2 separate regions of the Homo sapiens genome follow, and region 2 is linked to region 1. A link is a contact called in ENCODE Hi-C or POLR2A ChIA-PET data. All regions are on one chromosome and are shown on one strand. Each heading gives the region's core, a stretch centred on a gene start or an enhancer-like site at or near the end of the contact. The rest is flanking DNA. Distances are from core to core; before and after follow the strand shown.

What was found. Hi-C counts contacts between places; a loop is a spot of excess contacts on that map. ChIA-PET counts read pairs that join two places held with the same protein, here RNA polymerase II (POLR2A). Pooled maps may share reads with other maps.
Region 2: a map with no recorded cell type shows a loop between it and region 1 (10-fold over the local background). The contact joins the promoter of DCAF10 here to the promoter of DCAF12 in region 1. A Hi-C loop is called at or near these places in 1 of 37 single-sample maps with no recorded cell type and 4 of 50 pooled maps. POLR2A ChIA-PET finds 5 or more read pairs at or near these places in 1 of 52 experiments (Panc1).

Annotation. Positions count from the first base shown.
Region 1 is chr9:34,124,610-34,130,015 of GRCh38, forward strand. It overlaps DCAF12 (DDB1 and CUL4 associated factor 12), which reads right to left and starts at 2,089. Exons shown (of 9, transcript NM_015397.4): 1 at 1,745-2,089; 2 at 414-668. The coding sequence starts at 1,822. RefSeq lists an enhancer at 1,638-2,339 and a silencer at 1,774-1,823.
Region 2 is chr9:37,797,857-37,803,262 of GRCh38, forward strand. DCAF10 (DDB1 and CUL4 associated factor 10) reads left to right here and starts at 2,941. Exons shown (of 7, transcript NM_024345.5): 1 at 2,941-3,549. The coding sequence starts at 3,011. LOC105376037 (a long non-coding RNA gene) reads right to left here and starts at 3,035. Exons shown (of 3, transcript XR_929599.3): 1 at 2,811-3,035; 2 at 775-872. RefSeq lists enhancers at 2,470-3,071, 4,023-4,072 and silencers at 2,913-3,432, 3,653-3,712.

The DNA.
Region 1 (5,406 bases), core at 839-3,338:
TGCTATTTTAAATACTTCGACATACGTTCTTAGGCTGTTTTCACTATTATGTATCCTGAATGATGCTCTAAGCATCATTATTTCTTAAATCTTTCCTTTGAGGCCTATGACTTAAAAACCAGCATAAAAATATGAGGCAAAAACAAACAAACAAACAAACAACCCTCTAGAAGCAGCACATCCAGAGAGGGCCTGAAGAAATACACTCCTTTGAGGACTTATCAGAAAAGAAATGTATGAGTGAAAAAAGGAACACGAAAAGAGGAAGAAGTCACCAACGGGAAAGAATGGAAAGGAGAGTAAGGCAAGTCCCTCCTAAAAGAAACAGACGGGAAAACTAGCAGAGGTTCTAGAGCAAGTGGAGCAATATATCCACGACCTAGGAGAGAGGTCACATCCCCCCAGGCACTTACCGTGTTGCATTTTGTGCCACACACCACTTGCCTATGATTCAACCACTGAGATGCAAACACTTTATTAAGGGTCCCAAGGTGAAACTCTCTCTCCTTCAGGAGACTGGGAAGTTGCTGTGCTGCATAACCATGCAACACTCGAGAGTAGCTGGTTTCATTCTGTAGCCTGACTTCCCGGTTCTTCAAGTAGTATACTAAGGATCTCTTCACAGGAGGAAGTCTTTTCCTTTTGTGAAGCGAGTGATCCCAGCCAAACTGTGGAAACAACATTAGAAATCAGGGCTTTGGCTACTCTTCTTCAGAACAGATCCTACTGTATTACAGAAATCACCAACTCATAACTCATACTGCAGAATTTACAAACAACACAAATACAAACACAAGAGAACAAGAATCTCAATCCAGAAAGTCGTTTAACTCTTCCAACATTAAAAAGATGTTGCTCACAGTCAAACTTACCAATGTGAATTACAAGGGCTGAAAGTCAAGGGAATGAATGCAGAATAGAACAGACTAAAAGGTTTACTAGACATTTTAGGAGTGAAAGATTGAAGGAAATGAGAGGTAGAGTGATTCCCATACCGACATGGGCTGCATCTCTACCCAGCCCCCTTCTCCCTCTCAGTCTGTACTCCCACTGGAGCACGGAAGATACAGTCCAAGGAGCCAGACCTGGCTCCCAGGTCTTCCAGGGATGCATCATCAATGACCGTTCCTCTGTCATCATGCCCGCGCTCCAGGCAGTTGCAGAATTCGAAAAATCAACCGCCAACGGGGTAGTAGGCCCCCGGGAAATCAGAGGCCATATCTATGTCCAAGAAGGCCTTCCCCTCCAAAGGGGGCGGCATAGAGATGATACCTGGGAACTGTTGTTTCTTTTGGGGTCCAAACGCCGAAAGGCCCAGCTCAGGGTTGGGTATACATATAGGGAGACTACTTCCTTCTTCCAGGAGGGACGCAATCATCCCAGCTTCCTAGGGCCCATGGAAGGTAGAGTTCACTCTACCAGAGTTTGTTTCCGATTCCCTTAACTTCGGTTTCCCCTTCCTCCAAAGCCAAGATTCTGGTTTCTTTTCAAGCCCTATCCACGAATGCAGGCCTCCCGCGGATTATGTCCCATTCCTGAGTTCCCCTTTGGCTCCTCACCGCCCTGGCCTATCTGCCCTCCAGTTAACGAGGGTCCAGTCCTGACCCTATAGGCCCTGAACCCATTCCTGTTTTGCCTCTGACTGCAGACCCTGGACCCCGATTCCCGTCGCAGGATCTGCGGACCCTAAGCCCATCTTGGTTCCTCAGCCTCACCACCCAGGTGCCGGCCTCTCAACCCTCACCTGCGGGCCCTGAGCGTCGCTCCCAGCTCCCGGCGAGGCGGGCGCTTTCCGCTTCCTGCTAACTACTTTCCGGGCCATAGTGGGCAGCGCCGCCGCGGCCCCGCAGCCACATGGGGCGGGGGAAGCGAAGGATAGCAGGACGGCGGGTCATATACTGGGCCCCGGGGCCGCGCACCTTAGTGCGCCCGGCCCGGAAAATGGCCCGGACCCGGAGCGGCAGCAGAAAAAAGATAGGCGGAAAGAAAGGAAAGAGAGAGGAAGGACTTGAGCCGGGAAAGGGAAGGGGAAGCGAGAATGAGCGGCTTTCCGACGGCAGAGCCTGCAAGGACGGCGAGCGGCTAGAACCAAAACACCCCCTCCCCCTTGCTCGCGCGCCGTCACCCTTGCGCAGCCGCACTTCGGATAGCGTCGCCACGGAAACACCGCCGGAACGAGATGGGCGGGATCTAGGGGTTGGAAGATAGTTCTCTGGTGTTTCCCGGCCGCCGCCAGGCCATTTTCAACGGTTGTTTGGCTACTGCTGGATGGAAGTGGACGAGCTGGGGCCAAGGGAATCTGGCTTCTGGCCGCCGACCTCCGACCCCAGCCCGCCTATCCGCAGGCACCCGGAAGTGAGGACCACCAGTGCTGCTGGGGGAAGGAATCCTCCCTAGTGCAGGCCTTAACCCGGTTACCTCCCATCTGGCACCAAACGTTTCCCTGAATCTGTCACAAACCGTGCCCTGGCTCCAAGGGCTGGACAGGGGGGTGGGGGGGTGGGGGGCAGGAACCGCTCCCACCCTCGAGGTGAAGTCCAGTCAGGAAGTCAGGGCAGTGTGGCCAGACTTTCCCACCACTGAGAACCTGCCCAGCACAACCAACCCAGGCCGCCCTACGAGTCTCTGGCTACCCTCTTCCCACCGCTGGGTAGCCCTGAGGCTCCATTCTCCGCTCTGTCTCCTCCTGATCCTTTCTCCTGTCCGAAATGCTTCAGCCCCTCAGTCAGTTTCAGCTCCTCAGTCACCTTCCCCTTACGGTGCAACTTCACCATTCCCTTTAGATTTCCATGACCTGCCATCTAAACCACATGGTCTTTTGTGCTTTATGAAGTAGTCATCACGCTGTAAACTTATCTGTAGCTGCCTGCCTCACTCTTGGATTCAGGTTGCGTCTCCATTAGGGCAGGTCGGGAATTCTGAACTACAGGAAAGAGAGTGGTCATTTTTGGCTTGCCAGTCCAGTTAGAGCTGGCATTGGCCTCCAAACAAGGGGGCTTCATCAGGATCACCCTTGCCAACATTTTTGGAAGATCCTGAAGGAATATGACTGCCAGCCTTCGCTTTCCTCAAGCAAACAAACCCTCTGAGGAAGCAGGATGCTCTTGCTTGGGGCTGATTGGCCTCAGGCTGTGGTGCCCAGTTACCTGCTGGTCACTTCAGGCTTCAGGCCTCAGGCCTCATACCTCCAAGGAGCTCTGTTGGACCATCTCAAGTTCTGTCAACAAGGAGATTTGGATTTGTTTTCCAAGCCGAATCAAAGACCAGATTGAAGCAGGGTCTCCTGCCATCCCAAGTCGGCACTACCACTAACCCCTAATGTCTTGCGAAAGGCAGCTCCATCTTATTTGGTCAGGCCTGTCCCTTTAGAGATATGCACATAGTGAGTGGGTCAGGAGTGGGTCAGCTTTCTTTTTTGAGTCTGTTCTAATTCTGTCTTGCCCCGCAATGCTCTGGATGACCCAAGAGCCCCTGGGCAAGAGTCTGGAATCCTTTGAGAATCTCTAGGCTCAGATTGGGCTGTCAGTGCCAAGAGGGGCACACTGGGCACTGCTGCAGTCTCTTTCTCAAAGTTCCTTTACTTCATCTTCACAACCTAGGAACCATCCCCAAATGTACCTTATAGCAGAGCTCGCGATTTCTTTTCTTTTTTTTTTTTTGAGATGGAGTCTCACTCTGTAGCCTAGGCTGGAGTGCAGTGGCACGATCTCGGCTCACTGCAACCTCTGCCTCCTGGGTTCAAGTGATTCTCCTACCTCAGCCTCCTGAGTAGCTCAGATTACAGGTGCTCGCCACGTTGCCCAGCTAATTTTTTTTTTTCTTTTTTGAGACGGAGTCTCGCTCTGTCGCCCAGGATGGAGTGCAGTGGTGCGATCTCGGCTCACTGCAGGCTCCGCCTCCTGGGTTCACGCCATTCTCCTGGCTCAGCTTCCCGAATAGCTGAGACTACAGGCGCCCGCCACCACGCCTGGCTAATTTTTTGTATTTTTAGTAGAGACGGGGTTTCACCATGTTAGCCAGGATGGTTGCCCACTAATTTTTGTATTTTTAGTAGAGACGGGGTTTCACCATGTTAGCCAGGATGGTTGCCCACTAATTTTTGTATTTTCAGTAGAGATGGGGTTTCGCCATGTTGGCCAGGCTGGTCTCAAAATCCTGACCTCAGGTGATCCGCCCACTTCGGCCTCCCAAAGTGCTAGGATTACAGGCATGAGCCACCACGGCTGGCCAAGAGCTCACCATTTCTATTCAAATAACAGAATGAAAGTCCATTTTGGAAATTTAATTGACAATTGCCTTTAAAAGACTGCAGGCCAGGTGCGGTGGCTCACGCCTGTAATCCCAGCACACTGGGAGGCCGAGTTGGGCCAATCACCTGAGGTCAGGAGTTCGAGACCAGCCTCCTGAGTAGCTGGGTTGCAGTGAGCTGAGATCATGCCACTGGACTCCAGCCAGGGTGACAGAGCAAGACCCTGTGTAAAAAATAAAATAATAAAATAATAATGATAACAATAATAAAGTAGTAGAGTGGCTGGGGGAAAAAGTACTCAGGGCATGTAACTACTCCAAGAATGGCATTCTTAGTGAGCCTCACTGCTGAAACTGCGTGCTATAATCTGAAAGCAGTTTTATCTAATAGCTGTTAAAACAACCTACTGTGACTCTCAGAAATAGTTTTACTTATTGCCTTCACTTACCAATCAAAACTTGCCAGCTCTCCAAAACCTTACTAGTGCCAGTGAACTTTCTTGAAGAGCAATACATAACACTTCCTTTTTACAAAACTTCCAACCTTCTCTTTGTTCTGCAGACATGGCAAAGACCACCCAGTCTGCGTGTGCCCTGAATTACAATTCCTGCTTCACAAAACATTTTAATTTTAGAGATTCATCTATATATTTTATTTCACCTTGACAAAACTGTGTGAATGAATTTTATAATATTGCATAAAAGATATCAGGCCAGGCGTGGTGGCTTACACCTGTAATCCCATCACTTTGGGATGCCAAGGCGGGTGGATCACCTTAGGTCAGGAGTTTGAGACCAGCCTGGCCAACATGGTGAAACCCCCTCTCTACTAAAAATACACAAATTAGCTGGGCATGGTGGTGCCCGCCAGTAGTCCCAGCTACTCAGGAGGCTGAGGCAGGAGAATCGCTTGAACCCAGGAGACCAAGGCTTCAGTAAGCCGAGATCGAGCCACTGCACTCCAGCCTGGGCAACAGAATGAGTTTCCGTTTCAAAAAAAGAAAAGAAAAGAAAAAAAAATCAAACACACTGCTGGGCACGGGGCTCACCCCTGTAATCCTAGCACTTTGGGAGGCTGAGGCAGGTAGATTGCTTGAACTCAGGAGTTTGAGACCAGCATGGGCAACATGGGAAAATCCTGTCTCTATAGAAACATAC
Region 2 (5,406 bases), core at 1,691-4,190, 3.7 Mb after region 1:
ATACTAAACATTATATGAACATTTGCTTTTTATTTTTCAATAAGCTTATATGATAGGATCACTTTACTCAGCATAATATTAGGCATACACTAAACATTATATGAATGTTTGCTTTTTATTTTTCAATAAGCTTATATGATAGGATCACTTTACTCCTTGAGTACATTGTTTTCTTTGGGCTACAGAAGGCTCCCTGGTTGAAAGGACACATTTGTTTTCTTGGTTGTCATTCCAATTCTTTTTTTTTTTTTTTTTTTTTTTTTTTTTTTTTGAGACGGAGTCTCGCTCTGTCGCCCAGGCCGGACTGCGGACTGCAGTGGCGCAATCTCGGCTCACTGCAAGCTCCGCTTCCCGGGTTCACGCCATTCTCCTGCCTCAGCCTCCAGAGTAGCTGGGACTACAGGCGCCCGCCACCGCGCCCGGCTAATTTTTTGTATTTTTAGTAGAGACGGGGTTTCACCTTGTTAGCCAGGATGGTCTCGATCTCCTGACCTCATGATCCACCCGCCTCGGCCTCCCAAAGTGCCAATTCTTTTTTTTAATTTTTGAGATGGGGTCTCACTCTGTTGCTCAGGCTGAAGTGCAACAGGCTGAAGTGCAGGGTGATCACAGCTCACTGTAACCTTGAACTCCTGGGCTCAAGGGATCCTCCTGGCTCAGCCTTCCGAGCAGCTAGGACTACAAGCATGCATCACCACACCGGAATGATTTTGTTATTTTTCATAGAGAGACAGAGTTTCATGATGTTGCCCAGGCTGGTCTCAAACTCCTTACCCTCAAAAGATCTTCCTGCTGCTTGAGCTTGGGAGGTTGAGGCTGCAGTGAGCCATGACTGTATTACTGTACTCCATCCTGGTCAACAGAGTGAGACCCTGAAAAAAAAAAAAAAGATCCTCCTACCTTGGCCTCCCAAAGCACTGAGATTACAGGTGTGAGCCACTGTGTCTGGCCCTTGATTCTTTTTGTCAGTGCATAAGTCCTGGTTCAGGTATTGTGAAATCAAGTGATCATCCCACAGGAAACTGAAACTGAAATTGAGCAGCCATCATTCTGGTACCTCAAGGGACTCTGCAGGAAGACCCTAGGGGGACTCTGCCAAGAACAAGTCTAACCTGTTCTGAGTCTGTCTCTTTTTATGTATCTGTATCTCCTCCTACCATCAACTTTCTTTCTCACCGTCTATCCCAAGTCTGTTCTCTCATGGCTGCTGCTTTCTCATGATTTCTCTTACTCCTTTGGTTTGCTCAGGACTCCAGCGGCCTCACTCTGCCTTATGACTTTTCAATCCCAACCATCATGGCCAACTGCCTCACTTCTGATTTCCCAATTCAAATTCCCAAGAGCATGAGTCTGTATGGGCAAAGACTTTTGGTCTGGCAGCCTCATGGACCAGTGGCTAATCTATAGCCTGGTTACTCAAATAGTTGTCCTACCCCGGCTAGTAGGCAAGGAAAGCTAAGTAACAGCTACAAAATTCGACAGCCTAGGACTTCTAGGATGGGTTCAGTAGAATATACGTGCTGGCATACACATGAAGAGTGTGAATGCCAGGCAAGTAGGCTGCTACAGTAGATTGGACCCATCCAGGGGGTCTCCAGAGAAGTAGAACCAATAGGAGATATAGATATAAGAGAACATTTAATATGGGAATTGGTTCATATCATTGTAGAGGAGTCCCATGATCTGCAGTCTGCAAGCTGGAGAACCAGGAAATCTGGTGGTGTAATTCAGTCTGAGTCTGAAGGTGTGAGAATCAGAGGAGCTAATGGTATAACTCCCGGTCCAAGACTGAAGGCCTGAAAACTGACGATGAGTCCCCAAGTCCAAAGCCCGCAGAACCGAGTTTTGATGTCTAAGGGCAGGAGATGGATGTACCAACTTAAGAGAAAGTTAAATCACCCTTCTGCCTTTTTGTTCCTTTTCAGTCTTTAATGAATAGGATGATGCCTGTCCACAATGGTGAGGGCAGATCTTCTATTGATTCAAATGCTAATCTGTCCTGGAAACACCCTCACAGGCACACACAGAAATAATGGTTTTCCAGGCTATCTGGGCATCTGTTAGCCCAGTCAAGTTGACCCAGAAAAGTAACTATCACCTATTTGCCATCTTTCATTTAAGCCCAGATACACAGACTGGCTATCTCAGCCATTCCTTGGGTAGCACATCCAAACCTGTTTCCTCTCAGTCTCTCCTTTGCCTTGTGACAAATAGGTTTTGGAAGAAGCTGCCTGTGGTCACCCTGAACTTGTTGTGCCTTTAAGAGTTGGGCATGCTGGCCAGGCGCGGTGGCTCATGCCTGTAATCCCAGCACTTCGGGAGGCCGAGGCGGGTGGATCACGAGGTTCAAGACCAGCCAGGCCAAGATGGTGAAACCCTATCTCTACTAAAAAATACAAAAAATTAGCCGGGCGTGGTGGTGGGCGCCTGTAATCCCAGCTGCTCGGGAGGCTGGGGCAGAGAATTGCTTGAACCCGGGAGACGGAGGTTGCAGTGAGCCGAGATCGCGCCACTGCACTCCAGCCTGGGCGACAGCGCGAGACTCCATCTCGGAAAAAAAAAAAAAAAAAAAGAGTGGCATGTCACCTATTGTGTGTGGCCTGCACGTAATGCACTAATTCTTAATCCCTCGCTGATCCCAGTGTAAAGTGGAGACACCAGTACATACTCAGCCTCACAGGACTGACTGGTCAGGCCACTCATCCCCAGGCACGCGGCCACCGGTCACTGACAACTACAGACCGACTCTGCCACCCAGATCAGGTGCCCAGATGCTCAGTCGCTCACACAGGTAACTACTCGCTCCCTACCTCCGTTCCCGGGACTGCGGCGCCCCAAACCCGGCGGTGTCTCAGCTTTCCCGGTCCCCGGCGGACGGTGGCCGAGGGGCGGCGCGGGTTTCCAGCCGGTGGGGTTAGGCCGCTGCACGCCGGAAGTGGCAGCTGAACAGGGGCACTGAGGTGTCGGCCGGCGGGGCAGTGGCCCGGAGCGGGGGGCGGGGGCGTTGATCATGTTTCCCTTTGGGCCCCATAGCCCTGGAGGGGACGGATCGGCCGGAGCCGGGGCTGAGGAGCCGACGCCCCACGAGGGGCAGGCAGCAGCCACCGGGCCGCCCTCGCCACTACATCCCGGGGCTGATGCGACCCATCCCCCTCCACCCGCCCGAAGCCCTCGCCGCCCCGGCGCCCCATCGCTGTCCCCGGCCCCGCGCTCCGGAGAGCTAGGGCTGCCTGGAGCTCCGGAGTCCTCAACTGCCTCCGCCCCGGGAGAGCCGTCACCTCCCTCCCCTCCGTGCCGGCGGCCCGGGCCAGACTGCAGGGCCAAGAGCCGGGGCCGACACGGCCTCGGCGCGGGCCTGGGCGGCCCTGGCGCTAGGCTGTTCGGGTGGCTGAAAGAGCGCAGCCTGGGCCGCGGGCTGTTCGTGGACCCGGCGCGGGACAATTTTCGCACCATGACTAGCCTCTACGGTTCCATCCACCCCGCGGACTCGGTGTACCTCAGCACCCGCACCCACGGCGCCGTCTTCAACCTCGAGTACTCGCCCGACGGGTAAGCGCGGCCCCTCGGAGGGCGGGCGCCCGCCTCCGCCCGGCTCTGCTGCCAGCGGACGGCCGTCCTGGGCTCGCTCCCCGCGCCCGGGCCGAGGTTAGCGAGGCCGTTTGGGGCCGCTGGCCTTCGTGCCTCCTGGCACTTTCTGAAGCGCATTCTCGCCCTTGGAATCCCCAGCCCAGCTTTTTGAGGCAGGCAGGCGGGGCCCCACTTGCTCGCCTTCAGGACTTGGGCTCTGTGAAGGAGAAATGCCCGAAGCTACACAGCGGACCTGTCAGAGCCAGCCCACAACTAGGGCTTTCTGGTACACAGTAGGTGCTCAGTAAATACATTTTGAATAAATGCCCGCTTTCTCCCCATCATCCTAGGCTCGCGTTTTCCTACCTAAACCTGTGTCGGGGTAGGAAAGCTGTAGATTCCTTGCACTCTGTACCTGAACTTGCCATGATGGGGCAAGTGCGTTCCTTTGCTCAAGGAAGATACAGTACTAAGACACTGTAGAGACGTGGCTCTCATGATTTGGGTCATTTGTGAAGTCCCCAGGCTAGACTACAGCCTTTTTCTTGGCTGATTAAATATTTATTGTATGGCTTTGCTTTAAAGGGAACTTTCCAAAATCGTATCTATTTAAAACTTTGTCTTGTCAGTACACAAGTCCGCCATCAAAAGAAAAAATGTGCACAGTTCCACCATGAGGTGACATAGTTAATGTAATTCTTACCCCACCAAGCCTCTCGGTTGCTAGTTGTTTACTCAGTTGTTCATTCATTCATTCTCTCATTCGGCGTATATTTGTTGAGCACTTGCTATGTTCCAAATGCAGGAGTAACCATGCTGAGCAAAACCAGCTAATGGCACTGTTTTCATTGAGCCTGGGACTTAATGGTTCAACTAGATAGTAGATAGCCTTACTAAATAATGCATAAAATATATTTGTTAATTGAGATAAAGTCTTGAAGGAATCTGTTATGGACACTGTGTTCACGGATTCCCTGAGGAAGTGGCACCTAAATGAAAATAAAAATGAGTACGAAATAAATTAGTCAAGATAGGGTTGGGAAAGGGATAGAAGTATTTCAGATGGAGATGATTGGTATGTCAAAGGTCGTAGAAGGGCAGCATATCATGTTACAGGAGGTGAAAAAAAATAGGTTTACAAAGCAAAAAATTTTACTGAAGAAAGACCTGAAGTTGCTAAGGAAGGAGCAAAGGAATAGAAACAGGAGTTACTGTGAGCAAGTAGACTCTATTCCATTTCAATGATGGAAGCGCTTCCTAATCACACGTGGTGCTGGGGTCTCTGGGGTCTCAACAGCAATTGGTTGGAGCATGTAGCAGTGGATGCACACCTGAATAAGGTGGAAAACTGGTGAGAGGAGAAACTATTTTGCTGAAACTTATTCATGGAACCTCGCAGCCTCCTTCCTTCAGCCAAGCCCTATTCCTAAAGTTTCCCTCAAAACACGAACAGTCTGTCCTCAAATATTCAGTTTCTCTCTTCATATCCCGGCCCCTCTCCTCCCAACCTCCTACCGATACTTTCAGGAATTCAGAAGCAGCTATTTCTACTTTTTGGATGTGGGATTTTAGGTGGGAGTATAATGAGAAGAACAGATTTTAGAGCTGTTAGAATAAGGGATATATTGCTTAGTTTTTGTTTGAATCTAGAATGTATTTTCTCATAACAGTTTTGTAAAAGGTGGTTAGGAACTCTTGCACTTAATTCCATAATTTTAAATTACACAATTAACATATATGCTCATTGTGTAAAACCTAGGCAATAAATGAGCAAAAAATACCTAAACATTGCTTATGATCCCAGAGATTAAATGGATATCTAAGGAAATTTTTAATTTG